3 separate regions of the Homo sapiens genome follow, and all the other regions are linked to region 1. The links are chromatin contacts, found by Hi-C or POLR2A ChIA-PET in ENCODE. All regions are on one chromosome and are shown on one strand. Each heading gives the region's core, a stretch centred on a gene start or an enhancer-like site at or near the end of the contact. The rest is flanking DNA. Distances are from core to core; before and after follow the strand shown.

Region 1 (3,656 bases), core at 507-3,006:
AAGTGAAATACTCTTTAACATCTGCAAGTGAGACTGTTTGAACAGCAGGCCAGCCTTCAGTATGACTACATTGTTTTTCTGTCCATTGTGGTGCTGACTCAGCATCAGTTAATAAACCCTCTTGAGCAGGCTGGATTTCTCTTGTTTAATTATCAGCTTGGAGCTTTCTGAGGACTCTTAGGAATTGTTCATTCAGTTTTCCACCCCCAGCAGATCTGCCTTCTAAAAGTCCTGCTTCCTCTTGGTGCTAGCGTCCCCTCTGGCATAACATGCAATCACAGGTGGGCCACGCAGCAAGCAGCGAGTGTGTGCTAATCATGTCCCCTAGTGGGAATTTAATTGTTCTGTACTGAGAGAGAGATTGCAGCAAGACTTTAGACACCATTTCCTGGCAAATAATCTTTTGCCTCTCCCCCTCTCCCCTAAAAAAAATTCTAGAAAAGTTTTCTAAAAGTGAGAAAAGAAATTTTAAAGATAAACAGACATATTTTTTAGGATTGAGTTGGGCTTTTGTTTTGCTTTGTTTCATTTCTTCCTGTAAACAAATACTCAGATGTCCATTTCATTGTATGACTAAGTTGGTATCATTAGGTTGGAACTGGGTGTGTGTATGTGGGTGTGTGTGTGGGTGGATGTGTGTGCACACGTGTATTTAAAATGTTAGAAAAGACATTGCAGGTCGAAGGAGAAATGATTTTAAAAAAACCTACCTATGGTAAGGCAAGCAGGAAAAATGGAAGACCTGGATTTCAATGATCTAAATAATAATTGAAATGGGGTGTTTGCTATAAACATTGTTTCTCTGAATTAAAGGATTCCTTGCTGAAGGCACAAGACCATTGAAGGAAGTAAAGCATCTGGTTTGTTTTGTAATGAGAAGCAGGAATGCAAGGTCCACGCTCTTAATAATAAACAAACAGGACATTGTATGCCATCATCACAGGATGTCCTTCCTTCAACAGAGGACTGACTGGGCTGGAGGAAAAGCTGGCCGGGGCTCAGAATAAGCCCCACTAATTACTGCCTCCGACCGCTTTCCACTTGCAGTGATCAGTTCAATATTCCTCTGAACTGTGAAACGACTAATGCTCTACATTTTACTTACACTCCTGGGAAGTCAGCCTGTGGGTTCTGGGAGGAGAGGAAAGGAAAACAAACAATCTGTAGAATTATAACTTTTGCCTATTTCCCTATTTACTAAATAGTTAAAAGAGGAAAGTTAGTTCTGCCAAGTTTGAACGTTAGCAGGAGAAACGGAATGTTACAACTTTTGGGGCGGGGGGCGGGGAAACGTGCGTTACATACACAACAGCTTGAGGACCAGACAGCTCCACTGTATTACACTAGCTGCAAAAACAATTTAACTTGCTCTTTTGAAGTAAGATTTGTGTCTTTTGTACCTGGGGATTTGAGCTGAGAAATCAGAAACTGTGTAGGTAAATTTTAAGTTTCCTTAATTTAAGGAACGTGCGCCCCCTAATTCTGCCGCGCCAGGAAGGAGGGCGATCTGGAGTGTTTAGAATACAATAGAGCCCAAGTAAGCGTTGAGGTTAAGTGCCTTCAAAGGGAAGTAAGAAGATTCCAAGTCAATGTTGAAATACACATGCGAAGAGAGGAAGCTCTCGGCGGCTGTGCTAGCAATCTGGGGGAAAGCCCTGGGCTCGGCCAGGTGGTGTTGGCCACGTTGGCCACGCCCCCACTTCGCGCAGCCGAGTGGCTAAGGAAATCTTAAGCAGGGAGGGGAAGCCAGACGGTTAACACAGACAAAGTGCTGCCGTGACACTCGGCCCTCCAGTGTTGCGGAGAGGCAAGAGCAGCGACCGCGGCACCTGTCCGCCCGGAGCTGGGACGCGGGCGCCCGGGCGGCCGGACGAAGCGAGGAGGGACCGCCGAGGTGCGCGTCTGTGCGGCTCAGCCTGGCGGGGGACGCGGGGAGAATGTGGACTGGGTAGAGATGAACGAGACTTTTCTCAGATGTTGGATATTTGCTTGGAAAAACGTGTGGGTACGACCTTGGTAAGGAACTTGAATTTTTTTTTTTTAATTCTGAAATTGATCTGAAAACTTTATTTTCTTTTCCTTTATTGTTATTATTATTAATTTTTTTTGGCTAATGTCGCAGTAGAAACATGCTTCTGCTTTAGTGCACTTAGTGCTGTCAAACATTTGTGAGACTTTCCTTATGAATCATTAACCCTTTCAGTTCTAGACATAATTGCCAATTCATTGAAATTTCAGTAGTGGTTCCAGCTCACACTCGTCAAACTATTCCGGGTTGGCTGAAGTTTTCTATTTTATTTTATTTTTAACATGTGTTTGGCGTCATGACTCTACATGTTGGAACTAAATAAAAATAAGCAGGTTTGCTTAAATCATAACTGAGGGAAAAACAACTTTGCATCCAACTTTTTTTTTTTTAAGAGCATCCTATTTAGAGAAGTGGAAGAATGTAAAAACCTCCTTGAAGGACTTCCACAGAATGTTATGTTTACATTTGAACAAACACACATTCTTACATGGAAATGATACCCATATTCCTCATTTTTATCAAACATGTCTATATGAGAAAACCCTTACAGAAGTTGTTTACCTTTTTTTGCCTTTGGAAAACAGTTTTTTTCTGAGTGTGAGGGAGGATTTTGGGGGAATATCCTCATCAATGTACAAGTGGAAGCAGAGCTTGTCCTCCAAGTCTTCTAAATTTGTTATAACTTTAGTTACAGTAAACTGTAGTACATCAGTGACTTCTGGGAATTCATACACTTTCAGATTTAAATGGAAAGTGCTATTTGTAGCTGAGGACTCCTAAAGGAATTCTCTCCAGGGAATTTTATTAAACGGTTTTATGTTTTGTTTTTGCCTTTTCAATTTGGTATGAGATGCTTGCAAGTCAGAAGACACTGCAGGCTGTTTTCCCCTTCACCCATTTTTCCTCCTCTTTTCCTGTGGTCCAAGTGATTTCTAAGAGGCCGTAGCTCAGTGATGCTGGCAGGATGCAACCCTTTTCAGTCTTCCATGTGAGAGGATGAAAGAGAGCTCGCAGCAGAGGGAGGAGGCAGTTGTTTTGAAAGTTGTTTTGCGTTGGGAGCTGGTGGGAAAGTTCGGTCTTCCCCATTTGGAAAAGGCAGGCTGGGTTCCGCTCCTGCACCACACGCGCTTTCCATTTTTAGCTTCATTCAGAGGCAGACAGAGCTCCTTCCTCTTCCTCTCCTTGTTTGTGACACTTTTCTGAGGCAGCTTTTCCACAGTGCCGAGGGTCTGGCGGCCATGACCCCAGGCATTCTGGGACACTGGACTGTGTGCCCAGAACATTTTTCTGCCATGAGAGGTAAAGCCAGGGATTGTTCAGAGGTGATTCTTTTTTTTTTTTTCCTTTTCCCCACAGTGAGGTTGCCACATTCTTTTTTTTTTTTTTTTTTTTAACTAAGAGTAGCATTTAAAAACCTTGCTTCTTTTCAAGGCAGTTTACTTTATACGGCTTCTTGGCTCTTTCTCAACTGTACCAAGCACTCTGCATCTGCTTTTAAAGTCTTCAGACTACTGTATTAGTCATAGCCTCTCAGAAGGAGCCACAGGAACGGCGGGACAATGGGGATTAAAGGCCTTTCCTTTCTCTTCCAGGCTGCCCCCAAGTGTAACTCCAGCACTGTGAGGTT
Region 2 (3,656 bases), core at 392-2,891, 890 kb after region 1:
GTGCCTGTTTTGGACACCTTGTTTGGGATCCCGCAAAGTAACCTGTTCTTTATTCATGCAATGAGTTTTACTGCAGCAGGTGATGTTTTCTTTTTAAAACCTGGTGTATCAATCTGAGGATCTAAAGATCCTCTACACCAACAAAAAAATTATGTTTATTAAACTGACACTAAACAAAATTTTCTCTCCCAAGCTAGATTTATTCGCATTATTAAAACTTCTCACTTACAATGTTGGAGGAAAAAAATCTGGTCGGAGAGAAGATGGGGCGGGGAGTGGAGGGGGCCGGTTTCTCGCAGCCGCGCCCCTCCCCCATCAAAGAATTGAGGAAGGCTCGGGAGCGCAGCGGACTGGGAGGAAGACAATAGGGTACGGTTACCCCGCCAGCGGTGGGGAAGCGCGTTCCACACTCAGGCTGCACTCCCAGGTGAGCCCGGACTTTCGATGTCTGGGGACGGAGGACGCAGCGCGCCCAACTTTGGGGGAGAAGCCCCAGTGACAGTCCTCGATTAACCCCAATCGAAGGCGCTGGAGAGCCGTCACTCCCATCCTCCAAACCCGAACTGACCCAAACAAACGTACCTTCTTCGCCCCCGCCCCCGCTAGGGTCTCCCAGGCCCAGCCCCCGGTCTCTCTCGCCGGCGCGGTGCATCCATACACCCTCGAGGCAGCGCTGCGCGGCCCCGGGTACCCGCACCCGGGGCGAGGTTCCCCGGATGGAGGATCTAGGGAGACCGCGCTGGTAGCGGCGACCCGAACAAAGCCTGGCGGGGACTCGGGACAGAATCGTCCCACCATGCTGCCTCCCCAGAACTAGCCAATCTGGGCTAAAATAACATGGGGATCCTAAGATGACAAGCGATGGACGTGAAAGGTTGCCTCGCAGAGAGCGCAGCGTCAGGAGAGGGTCCCCGCCTCGGCTTCAGCCCGGAACCGGGGTTTGTTTAAAAAGGGCCAGATAGCCGTAGCTTCTCCGGGATACCCAATCCAACTCCGAGGGTGGAGGATGGGCGTGAGCCGCCCTCCCCGAAAGGGACCGTCGCCTCTCTTTGTGTAGAGCGCGGGGAGCGCGAAGACATTCCTAGGGGAAAGCGAGTCCTCAGGGACCCAGGGACAACGTCCCCAGGGAGCCCGAGCTCTCCAGGCGCTAATCCCTGCAGGCACCTCGGGCCTCTGGGTGAAAGTGGGAAGTAGTCACCTGGCTGCCTGGGAAGGGACAGCGTGGAACCTGGGGTGGGGCAGGGTCCTCTCAGCCCGCACGCGGAGCTGCATTGTTCCCAGGGCCGTGGGAGGAGGGGGGGCAGCACGCAAGGGAATGGAAAAATGGGGTCCACATGGCCCTCTCCCCTGGTCAGCTAAGCAAGATTCTCTCCCGGTCCCTGTCCGTGGCCCGAGGCAGGAGCGCAGGACGGTCCCCCGGGACCGGGTCCATCTCCCCTGCCCCCACCCCGGGAACGGCCCTCGAGCCCCGCCGGGCGCCAGGGCCTCACCTGCGTGGGTAGGAGCAGTGCCAGCAGCAGCAGCCCCAGCCCGAGCCTGGCCACCATTGCTCTGCCCATGTCCCCTCCGTCGGTGCGCGGCGCGTCTAGCAGGATGCTGGGTGCTTGGAGAACCGCTGGCTCCGGGCGGGCGCAGGCAAGGTGGGGAGCGCGGCGAGCCGGCGAGACCTTATATACCAGGAAAGCCACAATAGCCGTGACGTGGCGCCGCCCGCCCACCCCGGCTCCCCTCCGCCGCCGCCCGCCGCCTCCCCGCCTTCCCCGCCCCGCTCCGGGTTCCCCAGCGCCCCCGCCGCCGCCGCCACTGCCACCGCCGCTCCGGCCCTCGCGGGCCGGGAGCCCCCCGGGCGGGCGCCGCTGCAGGTGGGCGGGCGCCGCCGGCTGCTGGTACCCGGCTGGTATCCCCGCGCCGGCTGCGGGCTGCGGGCAGGCTGGCACAGGCGCCCAGCGCCTCCGGCACAGGACCCGGGGCACACACGCGAGCCACACACGCCGCGCTGGGGGCCGGGCCCAAGTTTCCTTTGTTTCCCGGGACCTGCCATCTTACCCCCCAAAAGAAAAGTCCGCGCCTCCGCTGCGGCGGGGTAGCCGCCTGTCCTGGAGCAAGTGCATTGCCACTCAGACTGCAAAATGCGCCCCGGGGACCCGAGAGGGGCTGCGAATTCCAGTGCGACCGCGTGGGGGGCGGGCGCCGGGACCCCTCGGGCAGGGTTATCTCTCGGCCCGCCGCAGAGGAAAGGGGAACGCGGCGGGCGTGGCGCGGACGCGGGCCGGACGCTCACCCTGGCCGACGGGACCCGGGCGCCGCCTAGCGCGAACCCTTCCCGGCTGGTCGGCGCTCCTCGCAGGCGGTGTCCGGGTCCGGAGCGATCTGCGCGCTCGGCCCCGCGGCCGCGCCCTCCCCGAAGCCCTTGCTTTGTTCTGTGAGCGCCTCGTGTCAGCCAGGCGCAGTGAGCTCACGGGGGCGTCCCGGGTCCGCATCTTCCCAGGAGCTGGGGAGCCGCTCGCTGGGCGCAGACCCGCTGCCTGACGCTGCAAACTACAGGGTTTCGGTCCCCCGCGCTCCTGCCTGCGGCGGGCGAGGAGGAGACGGCCCACCCTGAGGGGACCCCCTCCGCGGCCCTGAAGCCCCCACCGCCCTCCCCGAGCGGCTCTGCTCCCAGGTTCTACTCGGGGGCAGGAACCTCCCCTCCTGGCGGTCCCACTACAATTCACCGTCCCTCTCGAATTCCTGGGGATACACTTTTTCGGTCTCTGTTGCCCGTCATTCGTTTAAAGAGCAGAACCGTTCGAGATAAAGGCATTTACTTATCCGTAGTTGCCATTAGGCAATTTAATGAACCGGCACAAAGAGGAGATTCGTCATCACTCTTTAGATTTTGGTGGAATACTTTTTTCCTATCCATCTTATTGTGAAAACTTTCAAGCATACAACAAAAGTTGAAGTAATTTTACTGGTGGAGTATTTTGAGTTTAAATTTTAATTGCAAGACTTAATCTTTTTATTGAAGGTTTAGCCCAAGTGTTTTTCAGTCTTTAAAGCAAACAGCAGAGACCAAACCTAGTATGGTTGTAAATTTGTTTAAATTTCAGTTTTGCAGAACACTCTCGTTAGTATTTTTGGTTCAATTTTTAATTGCAAGACTTAATACTTTTATTTAAGGTTTAGCCCAAGCATTTTTCGGTCTTTAAAGTAAACCACAGAGTAGTAAGATTCTAAATTTGTCTAAATTTCACTTTTGCGTGGCAGTCTCATTAAAACAAAGTAAGTTTCAGGGAAGCAAAGTGACAATGAAATCTGCAGTAGGTTTGTTGACTGAATAGTGACTGAATTGGTTTGTGCCTTCAAGGTCAGTCACTTTAGCTCAGTAACTTTCCAAGCACGTTTAAGATGTGCTTGGGAACACAAGAATTTCTGTCGAGCACCAGTGGACTTTCCTGTTTAACAGTGTACCACATTATATAGAAATACTTTGGCCGGGCGTGGTGGCTCACACCTATAATCCCAGCACTTTAGGAGGCTGAGGAGGGCTGATCACCTGAGGTCAGGAGTTCCAGACCAACCTGACCAACATGGTGAAACCTAAAATCTAGTCTCTACTAAAATTTAGTCTCTACTAAAAATCCAAAATTAGCCATGCATGGTTGCTCATACCT
Region 3 (3,656 bases), core at 411-2,910, 540 kb after region 1:
CGCCTTCCGGATTCAAGCGATTCTCCTGCCTCAGCCTCCCACCAACACAGTGAAACTCCCGTTTCTATAAAAATACAAAAATTAGCTGGGTGTGGCGGCGCATGTCTGTAGTCCCAGCTACTTGGGAGGCTGAAGCAGGAGAATCGCTTGAACCCGGAAGGCGGAGGTTGCAGTGAGCCAGGAAAGCGCCCTTGCACTCCAGCCTGCCGATAGAGTGAGACTCTGTCTCAAAAACAAACAAAAAACCCCATAAATTCTAAACTGACTAGGAAACAACTATACTTCCGAAGCCTGTGACGGATCTCAGAATACCACAAAGTTCCCTGGACAGAAATTTAGCTACAAACATAGGCAGGGCGCAATGGCTCGTCTGTAATCCCAGCACTTAGGGGGCGGAGGCAGAGGATCGCCTGAGGTCAGGAGTTCGAGACCAGCCTGACCAACATAGTGAAACCCCATCTCTACTAAAAATACAAAAAATTAGCCCGGTGTGGTGGCATGCGCCTGTAATCCCAGCTACTCGGGAGGCTGAGGCAGGAGAAATTGCTTGAACCCAGGATGCGGAGGTTGCAGTGAGCTGAGATCAGGCCACCGCACTCTAGCCTGGGTGACAGAGTGAGACTCAGTCTCAAAAAAAAAAAAGTTAGCTACAGACACAGTTCTCAAGTCTGAACTTACATATTTAAGGACGCATGAAAACAATCAAGCTTATATTTTGTCAATACAAATGGCCAGAAGGATTCCCTGGCCATTGCAATTTCAAAAATTTTGGAAATATTTGCAGAGGTATTGTTAAAAACCTAAATGATTCATTTATGTAAACCAAAGAAGCGTAGTCAATTTTTTAAAACGGCATACCTTATGAAAGTGATTTTTTTAAAAAAGGTAACAATGTCTTTTGAAAACTTACTTCTCATATTAACGTCTATAGGATTTACACTGGCAGCGTGAACTTTGACAATGACTTCATTTGGATAGTGTATGATAGGCATCATCATGTTCTGAGTGAATCGAAGCACTTCATTCTTCCCATATTTATCTATCACCCAAGCAGGCATGACAGTGCTCCTAGGAGAGGTAGTACTAATCCTTCTAACTGAAGGCTTTTGGACAACTTTGCTTCTCCAGAAGCAAACCGCAGTGCATGCATTTCTTCTAAGTACACAAGTCTTCAGAAATTCCATTGTAAACACTGGTTGAACTGCGTGCTCAAATTCAAATACACTTGGACTGGATCAAACTCTCACCCCTGAATTCAGTCAAATTCTGCCAAACCACGGGCTAGTTTCAAAATTAAGCATGCAAAACGGAGCATTCGAAAATGAAGCTAATCTAATGGAGAAACTGAAAGAAGAATACGGAACTGTTATTCCGCTCTTCGCATATGAAATGCTCGAATTAACGTTCCAGTCAGTATTCTGTCCATTCTCCTCCCTCACTTTCACCCCCTCCACTTTAAAAAAAAAAGGGGGGGCGGGGCATTAAAAAGCAGGTGCGCAAACCCCCTAGATCCCTGCCCTGTCCTGGGAGCCCTCGGCGGGACAAGCAGACACCGCTCGCGATCCAACGCCAGAGAATCGAACGCTTGCCGACTGCCGCCGCGACCCTGGCCCGGAATCTCCTTGCCTGCCCGCTCTCCTTAGCCGCCGGGATGGCTTTGCGGCGCCAACCAATCGCCTACAAAGATCATTTCCTCGGGCTGCAATTCAACCAATCCAAGTACTCGGTGTTGAAGGGCTCAGTGACAATTAAAGATGGCTGCGCCCATGTAACATCACTAGCGACCGGTGACCTCTTTTTCCCCCTTGCCTGGCTCCTGTGGTGGCAGGCTGGGCACGAGGACCATGCTGGGCCGGAGCCTCCGAGAAGTGAGTGGAATTGGCCCGCTGAGGCCCCCGGGAGGGCGGAAAGTTTAACGGACTTCGTTGACAAAGAGTCCCTGGGCCTTACCACGCATCTTGGCCCACCTCGCTGCTTCCTCTAGAACTGAGTGGGGGATAAGTACCTTTCGATTCTTCGGGTGTACTCGCCGTACCCATTCAGGAGTTAGGACCTTAGCAGGGAAATCTCTGCACCGCGGATCTGTAGGGTGGTGAAGCGGCTTCTCACCATTAGACATTTGCTCTGGTGTAGGTCGGGATCCGGATGGTCTCGGAGTGGGCTTTGCCAAAGGGGGCTTGCGGGGCCACTTCAGTCTCTCTTCTGTCCCCGACACTTAGCTGCAGTTGTCGCTAAGAAGCCCGGCGAAACTGTAGTTTGCAAAATTCAAATGAGTAATTTTTGGCTTTTTTCAAAGAATTCGTTCTCTAGGATTTACCTACCACTAAGATACCAGTGATTTCCTAACCCGTGTCTCCATGTCCTGGACGTCGTGTTTGAATTCTAGACTGTATTTGTGAATGCTTTCTGGGCAGTTCTTCTAAATGTCACATAAGCACCCTCAAATTCACTTTAATCGGTGTTGAAGTAATCATTGTAACAGGACTTACCTCTCAACCCCCGTCTTAAAAAAGCTCTGGTATTTCTGAATTCTTAATAGACTCTTTTTAATGGCACAACTATTATCTCATTTGCCTTTAGATTCTTCCTCATCTTTCATATCCAATAAATCACTAAGCCCTCTTCATTCTATCTTGCAGATATGGCTGGAATCTGCCCTCTTACGTTATTTCTGCTGTTATAGCTTTAATTCGGGTCTTTTTGCTTCCTGGTTCACGTCACTCAACCTTAGAACTGTCTGCAGGCCCATTGCTATCAGAGTCACATAAAGCACCTGTTGAAACTAAAACTATGCCCCACTCTAGACTTAATTAGAGCTGTGTGGTAAGTTCGGGAGTATGGTTTAATGGAGGCTCCAGGTGATTTCTGGTAAGAAGTAGGCGCTGATGACCTAAACTGCCTTCCATCTTCCTTTTTATTCCACCCTAGAAGTTGTCGTTTTGTTTGTTTCCCAGCTGGCAGCGTGGAATTATAATTATAGATAGCTGTAATATATAATGAGAAATTGAAATCCACAGGCTTTAAATAATAGTTCTTCCCCCAAAATACATTATTATGTTATCATTTTAAATTGCGTCGAATCAAATTTGTTCTTTAAAAAATAAATATGCCCGGCGCGGTGGCTCACGCCTGTAATCCCAGCACTTTGGGAGGCCGAGGCGGGTGGATCACGAGGTCAGGAGATCGAGACCATCCTGGCTAACACGGTGAAACCCCATTTCTACTAAATATACAAAAAATTAGCCGGGCGTAGTGGCGGGCGCCTGTAGTCCCAGCTACTCGGGAGGCTGAGGCAGGAGAATGGCGTGAACCCGGGAGGCGGAGCTTGCAGTGAGCCAAGATCACGCCACTGCACTCCAGCCTGGGCGGCAGAGCAAGACTCCGTCTCAAAAAATAAATAAATAAAATAAAAATAAATAAACAGACAACACCCAAAACTTGTTTTAAAATTAAATACAACCTATAAAAATATGTTATTTCCTTTTTCTGCCTTTTCCACTGTCAATCTAAGTAACAGAAAGAGACTCTAAAGAAAATATTTATTTTGGAGTAGCAATGCAATGGGAATATGTGTAATATTGTAAACTATGTGCCTATTCAAGAAGGTTGAGGCAAGGGATGTTTTTAAAGACAGAATGAGAAGGATTACTTAAATT

Evidence for each region. A loop is a pair of places that touch in the nucleus more often than their neighbours do. ChIA-PET counts read pairs that join two places held with the same protein, here RNA polymerase II (POLR2A). Pooled maps may share reads with other maps.
Region 2: a pooled map shows a loop between it and region 1 (2.8-fold over the local background). The contact joins the promoter of CD24 here to the promoter of PRDM1 in region 1. A Hi-C loop is called at or near these places in 3 of 37 single-sample maps with no recorded cell type and 4 of 50 pooled maps. POLR2A ChIA-PET finds 5 or more read pairs at or near these places in 1 of 52 experiments (CD4-positive, alpha-beta T cell).
Region 3: a loop to region 1 is called in a map with no recorded cell type, with 4 times the contacts of the local background. The contact joins the promoter of RTN4IP1 here to the promoter of PRDM1 in region 1. A Hi-C loop is called at or near these places in 7 of 37 single-sample maps with no recorded cell type and 8 of 50 pooled maps.

The regions. Positions count from the first base shown.
Region 1 is chr6:106,084,580-106,088,235 of GRCh38, forward strand. PRDM1 (PR/SET domain 1) reads left to right here and starts at 1,757. Exons shown (of 7, transcript NM_001198.4): 1 at 1,757-2,016; 2 at 3,622-3,656. The coding sequence starts at 1,975. RefSeq lists enhancers at 138-207, 1,385-2,104.
Region 2 is chr6:106,973,088-106,976,743 of GRCh38, forward strand. It overlaps CD24 (CD24 molecule), which reads right to left and starts at 1,642. Exons shown (of 2, transcript NM_001359084.1): 1 at 1,491-1,642. The coding sequence starts at 1,559. RefSeq lists silencers at 1,994-2,143, 2,184-2,403.
Region 3 is chr6:106,627,838-106,631,493 of GRCh38, forward strand. It overlaps RTN4IP1 (reticulon 4 interacting protein 1), which reads right to left and starts at 1,661. Exons shown (of 9, transcript NM_032730.5): 1 at 911-1,661. The coding sequence starts at 1,184. QRSL1 (glutaminyl-tRNA amidotransferase subunit QRSL1) reads left to right here and starts at 1,741. Exons shown (of 11, transcript NM_018292.5): 1 at 1,741-1,868. The coding sequence starts at 1,845. RefSeq lists enhancers at 1,743-1,882, 1,913-1,972.